Linked DNA regions of Homo sapiens: region 1 is linked to region 2. Evidence: chromatin loops called from intact Hi-C (ENCODE). Cell type or tissue: dorsolateral prefrontal cortex. All regions are shown on one strand. Links, peaks and the distances in the headings refer to the core of each region. The heading gives the core; the rest is flanking DNA.

Evidence for each region. A loop is a pair of places that touch in the nucleus more often than their neighbours do. Peaks named below come from ENCODE experiments on the same cell type or tissue, not always from the same donor. Only the 100,000 strongest peaks of a DNase experiment are listed, where the experiment ranks them.
Region 1: it touches region 2 in a loop (1.8-fold over the local background); 2 of 110 quality-filtered maps call a loop at or near these places.

Annotation. Positions count from the first base shown.
Region 1 is chr2:192,117,281-192,128,307 of GRCh38, forward strand. The region is part of intron 4 of TMEFF2 (transmembrane protein with EGF like and two follistatin like domains 2); the gene reads right to left. Among named protein-coding and RNA genes, the nearest start is that of TMEFF2, 72 kb to the right of the region's middle. In dorsolateral prefrontal cortex, for the core only: no CTCF peak of the experiment used is centred there; a DNase peak (open chromatin) is centred at 6,761; H3K4me3 peaks cover 98 bases; H3K27ac peaks cover 5,552 bases.
Region 2 is chr2:192,029,434-192,040,460 of GRCh38, forward strand. The region is part of intron 5 of TMEFF2 (transmembrane protein with EGF like and two follistatin like domains 2); the gene reads right to left. It overlaps CAVIN2-AS1 (CAVIN2 and TMEFF2 antisense RNA 1), which reads left to right. Exons shown (of 4, transcript NR_187184.1): 2 at 5,261-5,452. Among named protein-coding and RNA genes, the nearest start is that of TMEFF2, 160 kb to the right of the region's middle. In dorsolateral prefrontal cortex, for the core only: no CTCF peak of the experiment used is centred there; no DNase peak of the experiment used is centred there; H3K27ac peaks cover 897 bases.

The DNA.
Region 1 (11,027 bases), core at 2,069-10,068, 88 kb after region 2:
CAACTCAATGATAAGTAGACTTAAAATTATTTAATATCATACTGGTATATACTGTTATGTGCTCACATAAATTTGGCATAAAAATTTAAAATACTGGTAGTAGGTTAACTACTAGGTAGAAGTAAAAGATTCCTCAAGTGAGTAAGATGGTAATTTATTTAATGGGATCCAAATAGAACACTGGGGAAAGGAAAAACAATGAGTGAGAAGTACTTAAGTTAAAAAGAAAATTTTTTGTTTCTGAGGAAGGAGAATAGGGTCTGGAGGCAGAGAACCTAAGGCTGATTAAGGCTAGCTTCCTAGAACTCCAAACTCCAAAATGAAAACTCCAACTTTCCATGCCCAAGTAACAAAAGGACCATATGTGACTCTTTTTCCACCTCCCCACCCCCCACTTTTCTGCATGGCAGATGAAAGGACCTCTGATTGGTTTCTATCTCACAACCAATCAGACTGGTCCCAGGCCAAGTCTTCATTTGCATAGAAGTATAACTTTGTAACATCACTTCAGCCTCTGATTGCTGATCACTATTTCATTTACATAGGGTGTACACTAAGTAACCAATGGGAAACCTCTAGAGGGTGTTTAAACCCCAGAAAATTCTATAACCAGTGCTCTTGAACCACTTGCTCAAGCCCGCTCCCACTCTGTGGAGTGTACTTTTGTTTCAATAAATCGGTGCTTTTCTTTCATTGCTTTGTTTGTGGGCTTTACCTAATTCTTTGTTCCAAATGCCAAGAATCTGGATACCCTCCACTGGTAACAGTTCCATTAATTAAAAAAAAAAATAGATTTGGAATAAAATTAATCTACTTGAGAGACATTTGTTTTTATTTCCTTATGATTTACTCCATAAAGGTAATGACTTTCAGTCTCAATTTTGTAAGCTTCTCAGTGATGTTCTAATCAAAATGGAAGTTTTTTTAGCAAGAATTTTAGACTAGAGATTTTTTGGTAACAGATGGATATGCCAACAGATGTGTTTGATCCTCTTCAATTGACTACCTACAGCAACTGCCAGTTTTTGAGAGTTCTGTAAGGATTGTGTTTCTAACAGGCAACCACTTTGCAGTAAAAATTTTGGGAATGATGTAACTACTCCTCCATAATAGCTCTAAAAGAATCAAAGTTTCGACAGAGAAAATTGCTTTGTCTTTAAAAAGTATATATAAGTCACAGTGTGACAAAATGAATTTCCCCTTTCTCCAGCTCTGAAGTGCCCTCCTTGTGTGTTCAGAAATGCCTCTATGGGTGATGTGAAGTGTACAGTAAACAGTGAAGAGATACTTGCCGGTTTAATTACAGAAGTTGTCTCAGGAACTGAGAGTGTATTCAGCACACCTAAATATGAAGGCAGTTTTCAGCTTTTAAAAAATTATAACAATTTGCTACCTGACAAGACAAATTCCTTGAAGACCAAATTTCTTTGTACAGCAGATGTAAAATGTCCATAAAGTAAGTAAATCTGAGCTAGACCTGAGCTGTCCAGATATGAAAATACTTTATATGTAGATTTCCACCTGAGGTCCCATATAATTTTCATAGCCCTTTATTCTGATGCCAATTTCAGAAAGTAATTCACATACATATTTTAAATATATACCAATATTATTGTTATATATTTTACCAAATTATTTAGAAAATAGGTAAGCATACTACTTGACAATACAAGTTCTGAATTGGTGAAAATGTCTCTACTTTATTCTCAGAGCTTATAAATATACCTTTAATAAATACATATTTATTGTTTTGAATGTTTAATCTCTGCTTTTGTTTCTAGAAGTCAGAAAACTTTTTCTGTAAGAAGCCAATGAATAAATATTTTAGGCTTTGTGGGCCAAGGGGCAAAATCAAGTATGTTGTCCAACTACTTATGTGACAAGATACCAAACTAATTTTCACAAATTTGTTATTGATAAAATCCAAAATATAATAGTAAAAATGGAGTGAATATTGTGTAATACAAATCTACTAGTGAGAAAATGAAATTCTTTGGGGAGTATATAACATTTTGCATAATTGAGGTTCAAAGTTAGTATTCTTTATCATTGAAATTAATTGCAAATGTTCTTCTGTAATAAGATTTTGTTTCTTACATCTTTGAATATGTTTTTCCAACCAGATAGGTAGTGCTAAAGACTTACATAAATTCATGAGCATATGATTTTAGTTGAGTATATTTGTCACTTGGAAGGAATTCATAGAATTCCACTAGATTCATCTCTCAATATATGCCTTTTAGCATGTCTTTAAATTGTAGACCAATGACTTCCAATTGAAAGTTAAGTGGAAGCCCACAATCACACAGTTATATGCATTTTAAAATAGAAAAATTTCCTTTGCATTTACTTTGGGGTTTCACCTCAGACAATACATCCCTCATAAATCTGTGTGAGAATGGAGGTTTCATTTCCTGCTTTAACTTTGACAGTACAGGGAGGGAGTTTGTTTCTAATGCAGCTTGATATTACTTGTGATTCAAACAATGTCATCTGTCCTCTAAATGAATTGACAGCAGTGTAGTTTTCACATGTAGGTGTTGTATGCCTTCAATCGTAGGTGGAATTTATTAAGAAACATTATCAACTTTGCTGCAACAGCTAATTTTTAAAGCCAACCTGGGTTAAATTACAGTGGCTGAGCCCTGAACTTGGTCCTGAGTAATTTCTGGACCCTGTTCTAGAGAATAACACAGGAAATTGCTTAAACTGCTCTCTAGTAAATATTATGATAGGAAAAACTGAAATAGACATCTCTTTATCAATTAAGATGGTCCCTAAGTTAAGGAAACAAAAGTTTCCTATGGGTCAAGGCTCAGGGCTTGGCTGGTAGGGCAAATTTCCAAATTTCTACCACCATAAGACAAACCACAGCCCTGCTAAATACCCTAACAGTAGGAGCTATTAGGCTGATTTACTACCCAGACCACTACAACCCTGACTGAACAGAGGACTGGCCTTACATTTTTTTTCTGAAAAGCTATGGCAGACCTTAAGCCAGTTTCAGCCAGTTTGTAGAGGCTGCACACAAACTGTCTTTGGGTCTTATAGTTCACCTTTTCATGGAAAGAGCGAAATTCCACCTCTTTTAATGCTCAAACCCCACCCCACAGTGAACATGGGATGTACATTACATGCATGTTTACCTATTGTGCGTGTGCTCAACACTGCTCATAAATATATACAGCTTTTCCCCTAAACCTGTTGAATATGTATGATACTGGCCCTGTGAGGCATAAAATCCAACTTGTTCTTCCCCTCTCTGAAGAGAGAGCACCTTTGTGCCTTGTGGAGACTTTCTCTTCCCAGCTTGGAAATTGATAACGCCAATAAAACTCTCCTTTCTACCAATTTACCATCCTTGTGGTCTTTTGGGTGACAATGCTTGTTTCTATTTGCCTTGAGCAAAATGTAGAGATCTGTTATAGTATCCACTCTTTCATAAATTTATTGAATAAACATTTTTTTTTTTTTGAGATGGAGTCTCGCTCTGTCGCCCAGGCTGGAGTGCAATGGCACAATCTCAGCTCACCACAACCTCCGCCTCCCAGGTTCAAGCGATTCTCTTGCCTCAGCCTCCCGAATAGCTGGACTACAGGTGGGCGTCACCATGCCCAGCTAATTTTTGTATTTTTAGTAGAGACGGGGTTTCACTATGTTGGCCAGGCTGGTCTGGAACTTCTGACCTTGTGATCCGCCTGCCTCAGCCTCCCAAAGTGCTGGGATTACAGACGTGAGCCACCACACCCAGCCTGAACAAACATTTTTCTAGGGGCCTACTATGTACCTGAACTCTACTAAGTATCAGAGAAGAGGAAAAACAAAACAAAAGAAAACAAAAAAAACAAACATACACCGAGTCTAGTGGGGGAAGGAGACATGTTAGCAGGTAATTCTAACAACACAATCAGCGCTAAGAAGATAGAAGCAAAATGTGCTATAAAGCAGAGGACAGAACCAAATAATTGTAATTTGTCAGATGCCATAGTTTGAAAAGAAACTCCAGATGAGAGGATATCTGGTCTCGGTCATAACAACTATGTAGAAGTTTCTTAGGTCAGGAAAGGAAATTCTGGACAGAGGTCACTTTGTACATAAAGAGCTAGAGGCAGGAAAAGTCCATTGTGAGCCTAGAGAAGGGAGAGCCAGTGGAGACAAAGTAGAAGGAGGGGAAGGAGGAGGTGGAAGGACCAGGCTATAGGGGCAAGATAAGGCTAAACTGGAGTGGTCTTTGGAACTAGGGCTTCAGCTTTTAAATGAAAATATATCATCTGGGTGATCTTAAAATTTAAATTCTGATTCAGTTGGTCATGGCTGGGCCTGCCATTCTGCCTCTGAAAGGAGACTGCAGGTGATGGTAATACTGCTGGTTTTAGGATCACACCTGAATAGCAAGATTCCACACCACACTAAGGGTTTTAGCTCTCATCTGGTCATGGATTAGACAGTTGTCATTTTTCTAGCAGAACAGTAACACAATCAAATTTTGGAATTACAAAGATAAACTCATAGCTCAATGGAGTATAAACTGCCTGTAGGAAACAACAAGCATAGGAGAGAATTGCTGAGAGAAACTTCTCAGAAAAGAAGATTCAGCAAAAAAAATTCTTACAGCATTTATCTTCAGGAAAGAAATGCTGGATGGATAAGGAGTACAAAATTACAGTTAAATATTAGGATTACATTTTAGTGTTCTATAGCATAATAGAGTGACTTTAGTTAACAATAATTTATTGTACATTTTAAAATAGCTGGAAGAGAGAATTTTGAATATTCCCAACTCAAAGAAATAATAAATATTTCAGGTGATGAATATGCCAATTACTATAATTTGATCATTACACTTTATAAACATATCAAGGTGTCATATGTGCCCCATATATATACATAATTATTATTTGTCAAAAAAACTCAATGGAAAAAATATGGCCATACTTCATCCCAACCCCTCTATTCACCAGTGAAAAAGCAAAAACAGAATTTGATTTTCTTAATGCTAAAAAAAGGTACTTAGTAACAGGACTTACTCCAACAGGAAATATACAAGAGAAATATTTTGGCGTGTAATAGCTAACCTCCAGTCTGCTGAAACTGATGTCAGAGGAATTTAGACTCTGCCAATGTAGAAGCTTTATTTTAAGGTTTCAGAAAATATTCAGGTGATAAGTTATGCAGTTTTTCTTTTCTTAAGAATGGGATAGGCCTTTCTCCTTTAGGAATGGCTTAATTCTGCCAAAGAACAATATGATTTTTAAGGTATTTTAAATATGGTGTATGGTACTGCATTATACGGCTTCGGTACTGATCAACGGGGCAATGAAACAGACTGCATTTTACCAAGTCTGTTTATGAAATTAACCGTGCACATCTGCTTGGTCCAAAGACTAATTTAGTGTAGAATAATAAGTAATTAGAAGATTACCTTTATGAAATAAATATGCAGGATAACACTACATATAAATAAAATACCCTGTAATCAATGCCTTTAAAATACTATCAGGCACTAACAGATTGACACAGCTATAATCCTACATTATTCAATGTGATTCAATCATTTATAAATACAGAAAAACATAACAGAATAGCAAAATGTAAAGTGAGAATATAAAAATCAGATTTGAACCAGAAATGCAATTAGGAAGCATATATTAAGATGTATTTGTAATAATAACAAGGCACACAACTTTGGCTCTGAGCTCTATAGCAGCCATGCAATAAAGTTATTTATCTATTTTCATGTGAATATTAAAACAACTTATCCTGTATACCCAATGGGAGAAAAATGAATAAGCCACCACATTGCTGCACTCTAAAATCATATTAAGGAGAAAATTACTTTTCAACCTTTGGCAAGTTGTAGTTCATTCTTGATGTGTTAATGGCTGCTGTTTCATAGTTCAGCTGAAGTAAAAGGATCTACTCTTCAGTGTATTTACTGGGGTGATATTTATGATGTTTGGCAGCATCTGTTTTTCACATTTAGTTATCTTGTGCTGTACTTCTGATATGATGTGCTAATTTGATTTTCTCCTACTTGTTTTGATAAATAAGTTTATGTTTTTTTTCCTAGAGTCAAAAATTGAGGTAATCGATCTAGATTACAAAAACAATTAAAACTGAGTGAACCATGGGAAGTCAATAACACTTAAATCTTTGAAGTTAAAAATATGATTTGTAATGTGTACATAGAATTGGTTTTCATAGTGTAGTCTGCAGTGTCAGGCAAAGATTACATAGTAAATCCAGATGATCTATATTAGGAGGATATATAGGAGTTGCATTATATTTACTATTAGCAAAATAATAGTTTAAAATTGACTTTGCTGCCTTGGCACTGATATTCCACTACAACCCAACATCGGAATCCTTAATGTAAAGTTTCAACATCTGTATCAGTTGCTATTCTCAACTAAAACTTACTCTGTTAAAATCAATATTCTTGTTTATAAATTAGTCCTCTGAGTTATTACAAACCATGATGATGTTTTGAACAAGCTAATGGTCACAATATTGTTAATCGATTTTCCTACTTGGAAAAAAAATGTGCAGATAGCTGCCTCTTATTCACTATTGAGTTGGTTCATTTGTAGACTGATGCTGATTTCATTTTGATTGAGCAGGATTATGAGAAATAAGAAAATGTTTGAATTTTCAACTCACTCCTTTCTGTTGTGACATTTTGTTCTTTCATTCCATCATCTCCATTAGTTTGCCAACTGGCACTGACAGGAGTGCAAAACTACTGCAAATTGTTACTTCAGCAGTACTCTGCCTGCCAAGAACTGATCAGCTGCTTCTCTTAATGCACCTTTCACTCTTTCCTAACTGAAGCAGTCTGAGTCTGCAGTGCTGCTGGGTTACAAATCTCATCCAGAGCATTTGGATTTAATCAATCACCTGATTTCTACCACTTTAAGATAAACATGCATGAATGCAATCATTACAAAAATGAATGTCTAGTCTGAAAATTGGAGGGAATGTGGGTATAGGACCACAGGGGTAAACATTCATGCTCTATTCAATTTATGGTTTCATTTAGACTGATATATCCAACTCTTTCTCAGCCCCCTGTCTCAGCAGTTATAAACAGCATCACCTTTTCTTAACCCAAGAATGTAGTCAAGCTTTTCCCTACAGAAGACATTCTAATGGGGCTCTGAGGGTCACCTGACAAAGGCCTGGCAGAAGTGATGGATGCTCCATTCTTTCTTCTGTGGATCTGGATGCGTTGCTCCTTCTCTGGGTCAAATTAAGACTCCTGAGAGGAATATCTGGATCCCCTATACAGTTGTGAAACTGCCAGGATCTTCTGGATGGATAAGATCAGCAATTATTTCAAATTTATGTGGTCAACCTCAGAGAAACAGACTGTACACTTATAAAAAATTTTCAGATGACAGAAAACACAAATTAGCAGCTAAAAATGGGTTTCCTGGCTGACACCTGGCAAATGGAGTTTAAACATTTAAGGACAGAGGAGTAATTCATACTGATCATAAAACTAAGAGGAAACATTCTTCCAATATTTCAGAGTTTTGTCACAAGCCAAGGGTGCCTCATTTCCATAATTTGTCCTCATTGCTCCTCTACCATGTCCCTTGGAAAGAGTGGGTATTAGTCACTCCGCAAAACTGTTTTGCCTCTTGTCCCCTTTAATTACTTGTCTATTGTATACCCAGAATTAACTCTCCTCCATTGGCTAGCAGAGCCTTATGTTCTCTGTAAAACTCTTATGACCAAACTTCTCCTAAAAGAGGCATTAATTAATTGGGAAAGGATACCACAAAAGATCCATTACCATTCCTCATCCCAAACAACAACACTTGTATGAAATTATATAGAACAGAATTATATTTTTAAAAGTTTTCTCAGCTGGATGGGAAGACATTTGGAATCCAGTGTGTCCCAAAGGTTTGTGAAATTTCCCTTCTTATCTTACATCTAATCGAATATTTTAAACTAGAAGTGAGATCTTAAAATAAACGTTACAGGGAGAAGATAAACAAGTAAAACATACAATTATTTTTAAGCTATTATATAAAGTTCATCTCTGAGTTCAAATAACATTCAGCTCAACTCTAATAAAAATATACTATTTCATAATTTTAAAAAACATATAGAAATATAAATATCTTTGTATTATAAGCAATAATATTGGGTTTTTCCACTTAGACATCTTTTTAACAGATTGATTTTTAAGATCATCAAGAATATCCTTAAATTTAAAGTGAAGCTAACTACTAATTTCATTTAAATTCAAGCAAAAATAAAGTATTTAAGAGAAAGCAGGTTTAATAAAAGTTTGTTTCTATTCACAATAGTAAAGACATGGAATCAATCCAAATGCCCATCAATGATAGACTGGATAAAGAAAATGTGGTACATAAGCACCATGGAATACTATGCAGCTATAAAAAGGATGAGATCATGTCTTTTGCGGGGACATGGATGGAGCTGGAAGCTGTTATCCTCAGCAAACTAACATCGCAGGAACAGAAAACCAAACACTACATGTTCTCAATTATAAGTGGGAGCTGAATGATGAGAAGACGTGGACACATGTTGGGAAACAAGACACACTGGGGCCTGTCAGAGGAATGGCGGGAGGGCAAGCATCAGGAAGAATAGCTAATGATGCTGGGCTTAACACCTAGGTGATGGGTGGATCTGTGCAGCAAATGTCCACGGCACACGTTTACTTATATAACAAACCCGCACATCCTGCACATGTACCCCAGAACTTAAAATAAAAGTTAAAGAAACAAAAGTTTGTTTTTTGAAAATATACCAATAAGTGGATATACTCAAATGCAAGTGAAAAATTCAGTTGATGATTCAGATATTTGAAAAAGATAAAAAGCACATGTATCAACCCAGTGGTAAAAATAATACGCACCATGAATTACCGTTTTCTGAAATATTTTAAAATCTTTGCTCATTACATTTAGTTGCATATTACTTTCTACATAAAATAGATCCTTAATATGCTGTGCTAATTAATGAAGTGATGGGGAAAAGTACAGTCTGAATAACTTACCATTTCTTTTCTATGGAAATGCTTTTAATTGCTAATACATCTGCCAAGTCTATATGATGACAGGTTACATAACAGAAAATATTACAAATTATTTTGATATCTCAAATACATTAAAATATTTGTATAAAGATATTGTATGATATATGTCAGAAAAAAATATCAAGATGTGTAAGGGAACAATAAAACATGACAATTAAAACTGTCAGTCCCAAACTAAAGATACTGACTGTATTTTTTAGGTTTCATGTCACAACTTGACACATTCTAGACACTGCTATGGTAATTACATTTGGTATGAAGGAAGTAAGGCATACTTGCAACTAGAAAGAAGGAGAAATGACTAACACTTAGGATATTTGATGTTTTACATTCATGATCTTGTTCCCTCTGACAGTCATGTTAGGAAACTGAGGCTCAGAGAGACAGGGTAAATTCCTCAAGGTGGTAAAACCTAGGTTGGTTAAACTCCAAAACCTGTCCTTCTTCACTACGTGGAGTTGCCTTCTAACTACAAAAACAAAACAAAACAAACAAACAAACAAACAAAAGCTTGTTTTGGCTGCTGTAAAATAATGCCCTTCCTCCCACTTCAGGCAATTCAAGTATTTCAATATAGAAGTTAATTTTTGCTTTGGGTTTTAGAATTTTGTTGTTTTGCTATGTAACTTAGAACTGATATTTAATTATGTGCCAATATAAGAACAGTAAAGCACTCTTATTTAGACAGCTGTAACACTAAGTACATGAATGAGATTATTAGTGCCAAGCAACTCATCCCTCCACCAGGCTTTCTGACAGATGAGAGTCTGTGGCTCCTCCCCAAGTCATGAAAGAATCTAGTGCACTAATGACATCTGGATCACCTCTGACAATTTTTAAAAGATTCAATGATTCTCTGTCAGCAAGAAGGAAAAACTGACTTGACCTATTGTTCATCAAGGTATAATTTTGTAAATGCTCACAGAAAGCCAAATATTGACTAATAATAGAGCAAATTATACAGGGCTCATTAAATATCACAGGCCACGTAATTCATTGCTGTTTTCTGAGTGAACACTCAATGGTGTTAGAATATTTGCCCTTCTGTCTTTAAGTGTTACCCTTCCTGCCTTCTCTCCTACTTCTCTCTTCTCTAAATCCAAAATGTAAAAATTATTGCATTTGAAAAACATTCAACAAATCAACAATGTAGCTATTTTTTGTTCAAACTGGATGAGAAATCCTCTTTATTTTGGGGAAACCTCACTTGCTGGCATGGAACTATGATTTGGGGCTAACGTTGAAAAATTGTGCTTCAACACATGACAAGAACATGAGCTGACTATGTCTAAAGTCAAAAATTGAGCAACAGTACAATTATGTAACTGTTTGTTTTATGTTAACTGAAAGGCCCAATCTTTGTAGCTTAAATCTTAAATAAGTTAGTTCAATAAGTCGTGACAATTTTAAGTAATAATATTACTTTGTGTGTTATTCTTGCTATCAATGAGTCAAAGCTTAGCAGAAATCCTTAAAACTACGTAAGAAATGTTCTATCTACTCAACTTACACTATTACATTCTTCTAATCTTAATTTTAATTTTTATGTGCTACATAACTCCTCTTTGGAAACCCATTAATTTAAAGTTTTGAGATATGTAGTTCTGGGCTCTTTTGTAGCTTTTCTTAGCCCTAAGTCACACAATTCTACTGTGCAAGGTAGTGATAATTAATATTTCCAATCTTGATTTGCCATTGCAACTTTAGATTTTAGGGCACTGTAGTTTTTAGTATTTTACATAAGTTCAGCCTTTCACTCATTAAACTTAGGTCCAAATAAATTGCATCTGTCACAATTTTTTTAAAATTTGCCATTACAGATAAAGCCTACAATTTTCAAGAAGCTAAAAATGCTATTTTTGCTCAATGTCTATACATATATTTATTTTCAGTTTTTCCAAATCTACTTTTATACTATGTAAGAATTGACAGGTGAGGTAACAAATCAGCA
Region 2 (11,027 bases), core at 1,461-9,460:
GGATGATTTGTAATGCAGCAATAGAAAAGGAATACATTGAGATTCAGTGGAATGACAGCTTCCTCCCAAGGACTGAGGAAGAGTCCTCTGACCTAAATCTTTTAGGATGAGCATTTCGTGATGGAGGAAGTGGCATCACAGGTAGAAGATGCTACGTAATCTAGGCCAGGACAACATTTCCCAAACCACTTTCTCACAGAACCCCATCATAATCTTAAAAATTATTGGAAGACCCCAAAGAGCTTTTATTTATGCATTCTATACATATTGATATTTATCATATTAGAAAATGCAATTGAGGCATTTAAAATTTGTATTTATCGATGGATTTAGAAACAATAACATACCCATTGCATGTTGAGATAGATAACATTTTTAAAAAAATGAATATGCTTTCTAAAAATAAATTCAGTGAGAAGAATGGCACTGTGTACATTTTTGAAAACCCCTTTAATCCTTGGCTTAATACAACAAAGCTGGATTCTATACCTGCTTCTTCATTGAATCTGTTGAAGAGCACATATCAAGTAGCCTCTGGAAAACTCCACTGTGCATTTGTGTAAGAATGAGAATAAAAAAGGCAAATAATATCTTAGTCGCTGGACCACACATTGAGACAAACCGATCTAGGGCATGGAGATGAGAGAGTCCAGAGCACATACTGACTAAACCATGTTGAAGAAGGAAAAATAAGGTTATTCTCAGAAGGCTTGCATATCATAGTCAATAGTTTATTCAGTAGAGGATTTGGCAGACATTATTTGCTGCCCATCCAAAAGCCATTTCTGCTCCCTTTCTTCCTTGCTAAAGAATCCTTGAATCTGTTCAGATATTAGAAGGTCATGAGTTGAGGGAAAGCATGTTGATTGGTGTTCCCTTTCCCATGATTGCTATAAGCACACATATGTGACACAACCATGGTGATGAAAAGAAATCAGCTGTGGTTGGTGGTGATAGCAAAGTGTAAGCTTTCATTGATACAGAGGCTTACTCATTTCTGCCTTTGGTTATTGTGCTGCTTCTGCTTGCTGTAGCCTTCCTGTTTCAATGATGAGAAGGCCAAAGGAATCTGTGAGCTGACCCAGAGCCCGCATGTTGTTGACAAGCCACAGAGTTGCCCAACCTCTTTTATTGTTATTTTGATTCAGGGAATTCCTGAAGATTCTGAAATTGTGAACTGACAAGCCCATGGATGTCTACAAAGAGTGAACTGATCACTGTGGGCTGGCCTTTGAGGCATCAGTGAGGTGATTATTAAGATAGTCAAGTTAAAGGTACTATGGGTCTGAACTACACTGGTGTCAACAGAAACAAAAAGAATACAGTAAATGTGAAAGAACTGTGGAGATAAATTTTTAGGACTTAGCAGCTGAGTAGATGGACATTGGCATGCACGGACAGGGGAACAGAAGGCAAGCATCAGCAATGGCATGGTTAATTCTTCGCCTGCATGATTAGAAGAATAGAACAGAAATACTGCAGGTTGGGCGGGGCGGGGAGTTGATGGGTTAAATTGGGACATACAGAGTCAAGAAACAGATACCTAAAATAGAGTGCATGTGGTTGGTGCTTACATAAATGTTTGCTGTGATCTGGGACAGAAATGATCTGATAGTCATAGGGTTTGTTTCCTCATCTCCTTCACATTTTTACTAAAATATTGCTGCCTTAGGAAAGCCTTCCTTGGTCATCCTATCTGAAATTGCAATATTCATGACCTACTTCCTTAACACTCTTGTCCAATATATCCTAATAAGTCCTGTGTCACTTCTACACTATTTTTTTACCTGAGCATTTATTTATATTAAACTACATATATGCTTACTTATTTATCATGTTTTCCTAATAGAAGGTAAGCTCAATAATGGAACTTTTTATCTGTTTTGCTCACTTTGTAGCTCCAGTGCCTGGGACAATGCCTGACACTTAGCAGACAGTCAGTGAATGTGTTATATAAATGAATGAATACTTGGAGCGTGAGAATCAGAGCGGCAAAAATATTTGTCCATAATATGCCTAAAGATAAAAACGGAAGCCTCAGAACTAGATAAGTGCATTGTAATTGAATGCTGAATTCACAGAGATAACATCTGAGATTTATTAAGCATCAAGTCATGTCTTAAAAATTTTATATACATTTTAGGATTTAACTCTTATAAAAATCCTGTGGGTAAGTACTGTTGTCTCTCCCACTTTACAGGTAGAGAGGCTGAGGTTCAGAGAGATTAGGTAACTCAACTAAGGTCAAAAAGTTGGTCAGGGAGCTGGGCCTTTATATAAAACACCAAAATGAGCCCTTGTGTAGAACCCTTGAGAGAGATTTTAATCTAATGGCTGCAATTTTAAATTGTGTTCAGTTGTGGTATGTAGTTTTTCAAGGAAGATGACCCACAGCCTTTCTTGCTTTCTGGCTTTGGAAAAGGTAGAGATGACCACTTAAACATTCAAGGAAAATAATCCCTGACTTTGAAATCAGAAGATCATTCAGATAATATACTTACTTATAATCATCCTCTCTAATGTCTGACTAAAGCAAGAGTAAAAGATTGACTGAACAGCAACAAATACTTTAACAGTTAAAAATAAAATTGATTGGTCTGTTGGAAACACAAAGCACTTTTAGCCCCATTGGTTTTCTACCTGAAACCAGAGTGAAGTGACCTGAAGGATCTCATAAGATATATAAGACCAGCAACTATAGGAAAGATGATACTTTTCTTGAAGTCATATATTGTCTAAGTTGAAGTTACATGACTTAGAAGGTCAGATGTGCCATCTTTTCCCTTAATGCCCCAGAGATTCTCTTCACCAAGAAAATGACTACATACTTATTTCATTTAAAACAGACTCAGCCTAGTGATGGTTTTCCTTCTTCTATAAAAAAGCAGGCTATTCATGAAGATAAGGACCCTTTTGGCTTTGCAACACGTTTTCAACATTTTACTCATGGACATGAGATGGTAAAACAAGATGAAAATGATTCTTTTATTGGGCATTCAATTAAAAAATGTCATGACTTTGCCATTAGTTTGTATAAATCCTAGAAATGAGTTTCAACGAGAGTGTGTTATTATGTTGGGAAAGAGACGGAAGTGTATAACCTTGGGCAGATCGTTTAACTTCTCTCTGCTTTACAGTTACAAGCGGTAATACAAAGAGACAGGATTATATGATCTCCAAGGTCCCATCCAGCCCATTTAACACGGTATGATTATTTGAGAGGCAATTTAATGAGGTAGTGAGAAGCCTGGGCTCTGGAGCCAGAATGCCTATGTTCAGATCTTGGCCCCCTTCACTTATCAGCCATAGGACATAGTGTAAGGAATGTACCTCCTAACAGTTTCTCCCCGTTTCCTCATCAGCAAAATCAGGATAGGAACACTCACAGGGTCCTTTTGAGTAGCAAACAAAGTCGTCTTTGTGAACAATTGCTGTTAATTTTATATTATAAATAAACCTGTTGTTTTTTTCTCTAACAACAACAAAGTAACTTTCCTAAGATTCAGGATGGTATGGTTTTTCTTGGTTTAAGCTCTTTATTTAATACCTACACTAGTATTCAAAGTATAAAAATAGATTAAAGCACTAATTTTGTTTTTACAAACCCAAACAATTGGTTTGATTGTGTTAATACCCACTCACCTCAAGCCCCCAGTAGAATAAGTGCTAACATGCATGGCCTATTTAAGTGTCTGCTTTGGAGTCAGATAAAGAATTTCTGTGATGAACTAAGACACTATCATACAGGTAATCAATAATGACAGAACAAATACGTTCCTCCAAATCAGTATAAATAATAAATGTTTAAGACATAGGCAAAGATACTTTTGAGATAAACTTCTTTAGATAAGCAATTCAAAGAAAACTGAGATTGATGATAGTTATTACGTATATTCCTAATAACTTCATATAATAGATGTTCAAATTCTCTTTATATGAATGAGAACCTGGTGACTCAGGAAGGTTAAGAAATTTGCATAAGGCCACACAGCAGTAAGTGGACACACCAAAATTTAAGCCAAGCAAACTGATTTTAGCAGCTCAGCTCTTAATTAGACTGCTTTTAGCACAAAAAAACCAGTTTGGATTTTTTTTTTTTTTTTTTTTACACAAAACCTGTGCTCTCTCAAAATACCAAGCTGCCTCATTAGATAAGTCTCTCCATACATCCATCTGTTTGGCCCTCCATCCATCAATCCATCCAAACATATTTTTCCCTATTAAATATGACCAGGAGGACTGGAGCTCTTGGTTCATGGTCAATGAATAAAGATAGGCAGATTTTTACATTTAAATTTTGATATAGTGTGATTATCCCACACCTATGATTTGGCTACAACTCAGTCACAAATTGACCATCTATCCTGGTAACAAGGCCTTTTGTTAGTGAGAATTCTCTAGTTAGTTTTTACTAACTAAAGAGGTTTGCACCTCTTTCTCCTTTAAAAAATCCTTTTTTTGGCCAGGCATGGTGGCTCACGCCCGTAATCCCAGCACTCTGGGAGGCCTAGGTGGGCAGATCACGAGGTCAGGAGATTGAGACCATCCTGGCTAACATGGTGAAACCCCATCTCTACTAAAAATACAAAAAATTAGCCGGGCGTGGTGGCAAGCGCCTGTAGTCCCAGCTACTCAGGAGGCTGAGGAAGGAGAATGGCGTGAACCCGGGAGGCGGAGCTTGCAGTGAGCCGAGATCGTGCCACTGCACTCCAGCCTGGGTGACAGAGCAGGACTCCATTTCAAAAAAAAAAAAAAAAAAATCCTTTTTTTATAAATATGATTTTGAGTATCAAGAAAAAATAAAATTTAATGAGTATGTTTTTCATTTACAGTTCACAAATCTTAGAATTCCAGTTAAAATAACAATCTCAATATAGTGTTAAGTACAAATCCTAAAATTTAAAGTTAGGTTATGAGAAGTAGTCAAAGATTGAGCTGAAAAATATATTCATTCCCTTCCCTTCCACTCTCCCATCACTCCTCCATGGGGAAAAAAAATCACGAATATGTTGCACGTTGTAGGAACAAAAATGGATTTACCTTTTTTGTCTTCTTTTCCTTTTACTAATCTCTACATTGGTAGGTCCTATATGGAAAATCAATTTCTGCTTTATTCTTGTAAGCTTGGTTTTATCTTTCTAAATATATTCTTCTTGTCAGAACCCAATCAAGCATTTTACTCTCTCCTGTTTATAAATTGTTGTCCTACTTTATAATTTTGGTTATGATTGTCTCTGGTTCATTTTATCCTTTGTCATAGGCATTGTGGCTCTGGAGACCTGGAAGCACTGCTAACTGTTCTCTCGATTTTCTGACGCTCGGCCACATCAACCTGTCATACTAGTTGTGAGGAGAAGTCAAGGACAGTGACACAGCCAGCCAGTCTGAGGCATTTTCCATCATCCTGAAGGAGTTGCCCTATCCTGCTTTTCACTGGAGGGGGCATGGATGGGTAGGTAAACACACCTGCCGTGAAGTTTCCAGTTCTATCCTCCTGCAAGGCCTTCGGGGATAAGTGTGTTAGAAGATTGGTCAGTATCATTTGCCAACTTGATGTCTCTTCCTTTTTTAATGATCCTTAGTTTCCCCACTGTTTCCTGTCACAGGATTCAATTTCACTCCACATTCATCCTTTCTTACTGGGCACTGATGTTGAGAGCATCAGGCAGGGTATAATGTTATGTTGCAGTAACAAACACCCTCAATATCTCAGTGGCTTAAAATGACAACGATCTTTTTTTTGTTTGTTTGTTTATGCTCTATATCACCCAGGGATCCTGGATGACAAAGCAGTCACCTACTTGAACACTGCTAATTATGAAGTCAGAAAGAGGAAAGTTTGCAGAGTTTTGTATTGGCAATCAAACATTCAGCCACAGGTCACAGTCTAGAACCAGACACATCAGTGTCCTCAACTGCAAAGTAGCCAGGAAGCAGCATCCCATAACACAGTCCTATGTCCACTGTTTTGGAGGTAGGAAATTGGAAATATTCAGTGAGTAGCACTGTGAGTAGGGCAGTAATTTCATTTTTTAATTAAACAAATGGAAGATGGCAGCTCCTCAGTTTTTTCTTCTATGGTTTATTTCTGATGTCTTATCTTAATTAATATATCCTGATATCTATTTCCCATTACTTAGTCTGTCCTTTTTCCCAATATCCAGTTATTTTCAGTAAATATTTTCTGTCATTACACCCAGCAGTCTAACTTTTTGCGACTTCAGTGTCTATTCTCATTCCTCAGTCCCAAATCCATTTTCTTTATTAGATTTATCTGAACTCCTGCAGCTCTTTCTGTCTGCATCACACAACTTAACCTTTAATTACTTGCCTACTGGGCATTCTACTTGGTTCTGCCTTTTATCAGCTGAATCAGAACATAACTTTCTCTCACCACCTCCCTCCCCTACTCCAAATTGACTTTACCTCCTGATCCCCTATTTCCAAAGTGGTTCCATTATTCTTCTCAGTGCTCAGCCTTAACATCTTCGTTTCTGTTTGACTTCTAATCTCTGGCATCTCATAATTGTGCAGTTACCAAACTCTCCCCCATGAACTCGATGTGCTCATGTGGATCAAATGACACAGTAAAAGTGAAAGCACGTTGTAGACTCCAAATACAAGAGGATACTGCTCTCTATTCCTTCAACTATTTTTCATTCCTTATTTATTTATTCATCATTCATTTATTCATGTAGTTACTCAAGACCTAAGTGTTTTCTTGGAACTGTGTTTGTTACTGAGGAAGCCACAAATTAAATATAAGTCTGCTCTTCAAGAGGTTACATTCCAGTTAAGGAGATTGCATATCCATATTTCCAGAAGTACCAATGTGATTGAAGCAAGGGAAATTGCTATGGGATATCTGACCAACTGGATATTCTGCTGGAAGAGCAGAATGCACTTCAAAGACTAGCCAATAAAACTCTCATGTAAGATATGTTTTTCTTTTTGTTTCTATTTAACTAATGAATAGAACCTCAGTGATTTAAGGAAAGGCAGGCCCATGATATGGAAAGAGAAGGGGATGATGATGATATTCTGGAATGGTCGTGCAAGGCTTCAGGAGGAAGTGAGAGTGATGATTGAATCATATAACTCCTGAATAAATATCTGGAATAAACATCTCCAGAATAAAACATCTGGAGGATTCTCAGTATACTTAGAATAAAATTGAGCCTCCTCATGAAGGCCTACTAGCACCTTCATGATCAAACCCCTTTTCAACTTTGACCTTCTTTCTTATTTTAGGGGCTCCTGACACACTGACCTCTGTCAGTTCCTTCAGCACACCAGGCTAATCCCCAGTCTTGCGCCTTTGGACCAGAGGTTTTCTTTGCTCAGAATACTGTTTCAACAGATCTTTGCATAGCTGGCTCTCGCTATTTGACTAAAATGTCAATCCTCAGAGAGGTACTCCTTAAATATCCAATCTTAAGTAGCATCCCTTTCTCCCAGGATCCTGTTTTTCAGAACTCTGTTTTCTTTTTAAAACACTTGTTATCTGAAAGGATGTCGTCTGCTTGCTTGTTTGTTCATTTCTTTATTGTCTATTCCATCTCACCCCTTCTCAGGATGTAAGCTGTTTAAAGGCAAGGACCTTATCTGTGTTACATGCTGTATTCCCAGGGCTCAGACAGAGCATGACCTATCGTATGTACTAAATAAATATCTCCTCATACTGTAAAGCTTTCCTGACTCTAATCTCTCTTTTGGGGACCATTACCAAGCCTCATTACTGGCTTCTTTCTCTTTAATGCCACTTTTACTATATAGCAAATGTTCTGGCCAGTGGGATGTTGCTAGAAGTGCAGAATGCACTTCTAAGACTAGCCAAAATAAAGAAAGAAAGAAAGAAAGAAAGAAAGAAAGAAAGAAAGAAAGAAAGAAAGAAAGAAAGAAAAACAGAAAACAGAAAAAAAAACCTCTCACTTAAGTTTTTTTTCTTTCTATTAAATTAATGAATAGAACCTCAGTGAGGTTCTATTTCCTTAGAAATAGAAGGAATTTCTAAGGCAGGTCCTTCTGCCTTAGAAGGAAAGGCAGGTCCACGATATGGAAAGACCCTTGGCCCCTGCAGGACCTTGTATTAGGCTGCCTGATTGGCACCATCTTCTCTGACCTATGATGAGAGTAACAAGTGTGTGTGTGTGTGTGTGTGTTTGTGCGTGTGTGAGAGAGAAAGAGAGAGAGGAGAGAAAGAGAGAGAAAGAGAGAGAGAGAGAGAGAGAGAGAGAGACCTCTGAGAATTTGGCACTTATCTGTTATAGCATTTGATATTGCTTACCCTATCATACATGGCAACAAAATCTTCCATCATTTGGCTACATGCACTTTTCTAACTCTTCAAGTACTATACACATTCTCAACCATAAACTGTTCTTTCTTTTGAAAGGACAGTTTTTCTGTCTTAATTCTACCTTGACTTCTATCCTATAGCATTCTGCAGTGAAAAGGACATGGACCTTGGAATTAAATTTGAGATTGAACTCAAGATCCACCTCAACCTACCAACATATATTCGGCATGTTACCCACCTCTCTGAACCTTGCTTTCCTTCTTTGTACAGATGGAGGAAAGTCACGACTAACCATTCTGTTGTGAAAGATTAAATAAGATGGTGCACATGACTTCATATATGTTCATTAATACATTTCTTTCTGTTTCTTCAAGAAACTTCTTTCCCTTCTTTACACATGTAAAAGTCCTTTGAGTCTTACAAGTTCTTCACTATGCCCCAGGTTTTCTAGAGCACATTTGGAAAGAATGTTGACAGAACAGGTAAGAGTACGACCTCTGGGTTCAAATTTTGGCTTTGACCTTTAAGAGCTAAGTAAACTTAGACAAGTTATTTAACACCTTTGTACCTCAAGTTCATCATCTTTAAAACTGGAATACTAATAGTACATAACTTGTACTGCTCTTTTGAAGGTTCAATGAGTTAAGGAATGCAAAGTCCTTAGAAGAGTGTAGTGCACAAAGTAAGCACTACAACAATAATACTTAGTTGTTATTTTAAATTTTTTTTTTAAACCTTTCAAACCTAACCATCCCAACTCCTACTGACACTGCTCTTTTCTTTCTTTTTTTATTTATTTTTTTGAGGTGGGGTCTCACTCTGTTCTTAGCTCACTGCAGCCTCTGCCTTCCCCAGCTCAAGTGATCCTCCCACCTCAGCTTCCAGAGTAGCTGGGACTACAGATGTCCACCACCATGCCTGGCTAGGTGTTTTTGTAGATACAGGGTTTCACCATGTAGCCCAGGCTGGTCTAGAACTCCTGGACTGAGCAATCTACCTGCCTCGGCCTCCCAAGATACTGGGATTACAGACTCGTGAGACACCCTGCCCAGCCTCCTCTTTCTATACTTAAGATACTTGTTGTACCCATTGTATTGTTTTCCTTTTAAAAAGAAAGCCTTCCTGACAAGTAACTTTGCAAGCTACAGTTTTTAATATCCACACTGTTCTATATCAACCCTTCTAGCCAATGTTATAGGCAGCAAAAATAGAATTTAACTAAATTACATTTAAAAAAATGCAAGCCTATGGCCCTCATGCACTCTACTTTATTGCCATGTGGTTTTTGGTCCTTAATGCAAAGATATTTCCCGCCCCCCCCATCTAACTTAACATTATAGTAGAAGACTTTAATTTGAAATGGTGTCTTGGTTTAGGGCAAACAAAAATTGAGGAAAAGACAGGCAATAGACGAATAACTGGGTTAAAGTTTTCAGCAGCCTGATTATACTAATGAAGGACTACAAGTCCTATTGTGAGGATTTATAGGAAAAAAAGGCAAATATAACTAGAAAATTATTGGTTATTTATCAATTCTATGAATAAAAAAAGAAAGAACAGAATTGGTAGTAGGAAGTCTTATAAGTAAATTTATCTCAAAGTCAGATTGGATGTTCTAAACCCATAATTATAATTGCTAGGCCCAAAATTGGATATGTTGCTATTGCTTTGTACATTTTTCTCTTTGCTTCTCATTTGTGTTTTTAATCAATTAATTACAATTAAAGCAAGGATATTTATCATAAAACTTTGATCAGACCAATGTTTTCCAATCTGTGCAACTTATATAACAGCAATTTCTTTTATTCTTAGTAGTAAAATAAAATATTTACAGAAAAATAAACTATGTTGGGAAATGGTACTTCATTGCCACAAACCAAGTCATCTAATTTCCCAACTGTTCATAAAGTAGTTTTGAATAAATCGGAGAATGGTTCAGGAAACACTATCCTAGGACCATCTCAGGACACCAGGCATTCATTCTTATTCTGCCATATGAACAAGTGATTTATTGCTCAATAACTACTTAGTTTTGCTGTCTGTGAATGTGAATTATAATTTTAAAGATTCACATTAGATATTTTAGAGATGCTTCCTAATCTCTGGCTGAGATTATTGATAATTGAAAGGAGACTAAGGAATACAGTGGCCATGTATTCCTCATGTTTTACTCCTGTACTGGCTCATATAACTATAACAATGATATGCCTGGATACCAGTATTCAAGTTTTAACAAAGAATCACCTACAATTTTACAAGTTTATCAGTAATAAATTATATTAAGTTCCAATATAAATAATTTTATGTAATTTATAAGCTAGTAATCAAAGATAGTGTCATTTATTTTATTCAAAATCATATTAAATGTACACAGTATACATTTTTGTAGAATTCAGAACTGGTAAAAGTATTTCTTGATGAACTAGTTGTCTTTTCTAACTACACCATAAGAGTTATTTCTTTTCTTTCTCACCTTGAATTCAGAGCACTCAGAGATAAGCCTTTTGATTAATAGTAGCAGCTTCTCTTAGCCTTGGTTTTCCTTTAAATCTATTATTTCTATCCTGCCTTTTACATTCTTCCTTCTCCTCAACATTGTCTTTTTATTCAACTCGAATTTTCTCTCTTATTTAAGTATCTTCATTATATGTTTACCTTTTGTCATAGCTGCTTCAAATCCTTTGAAGAGCTTCCTATTTTCTGTGCTTTCTAAAGAGGTGACTAGCTA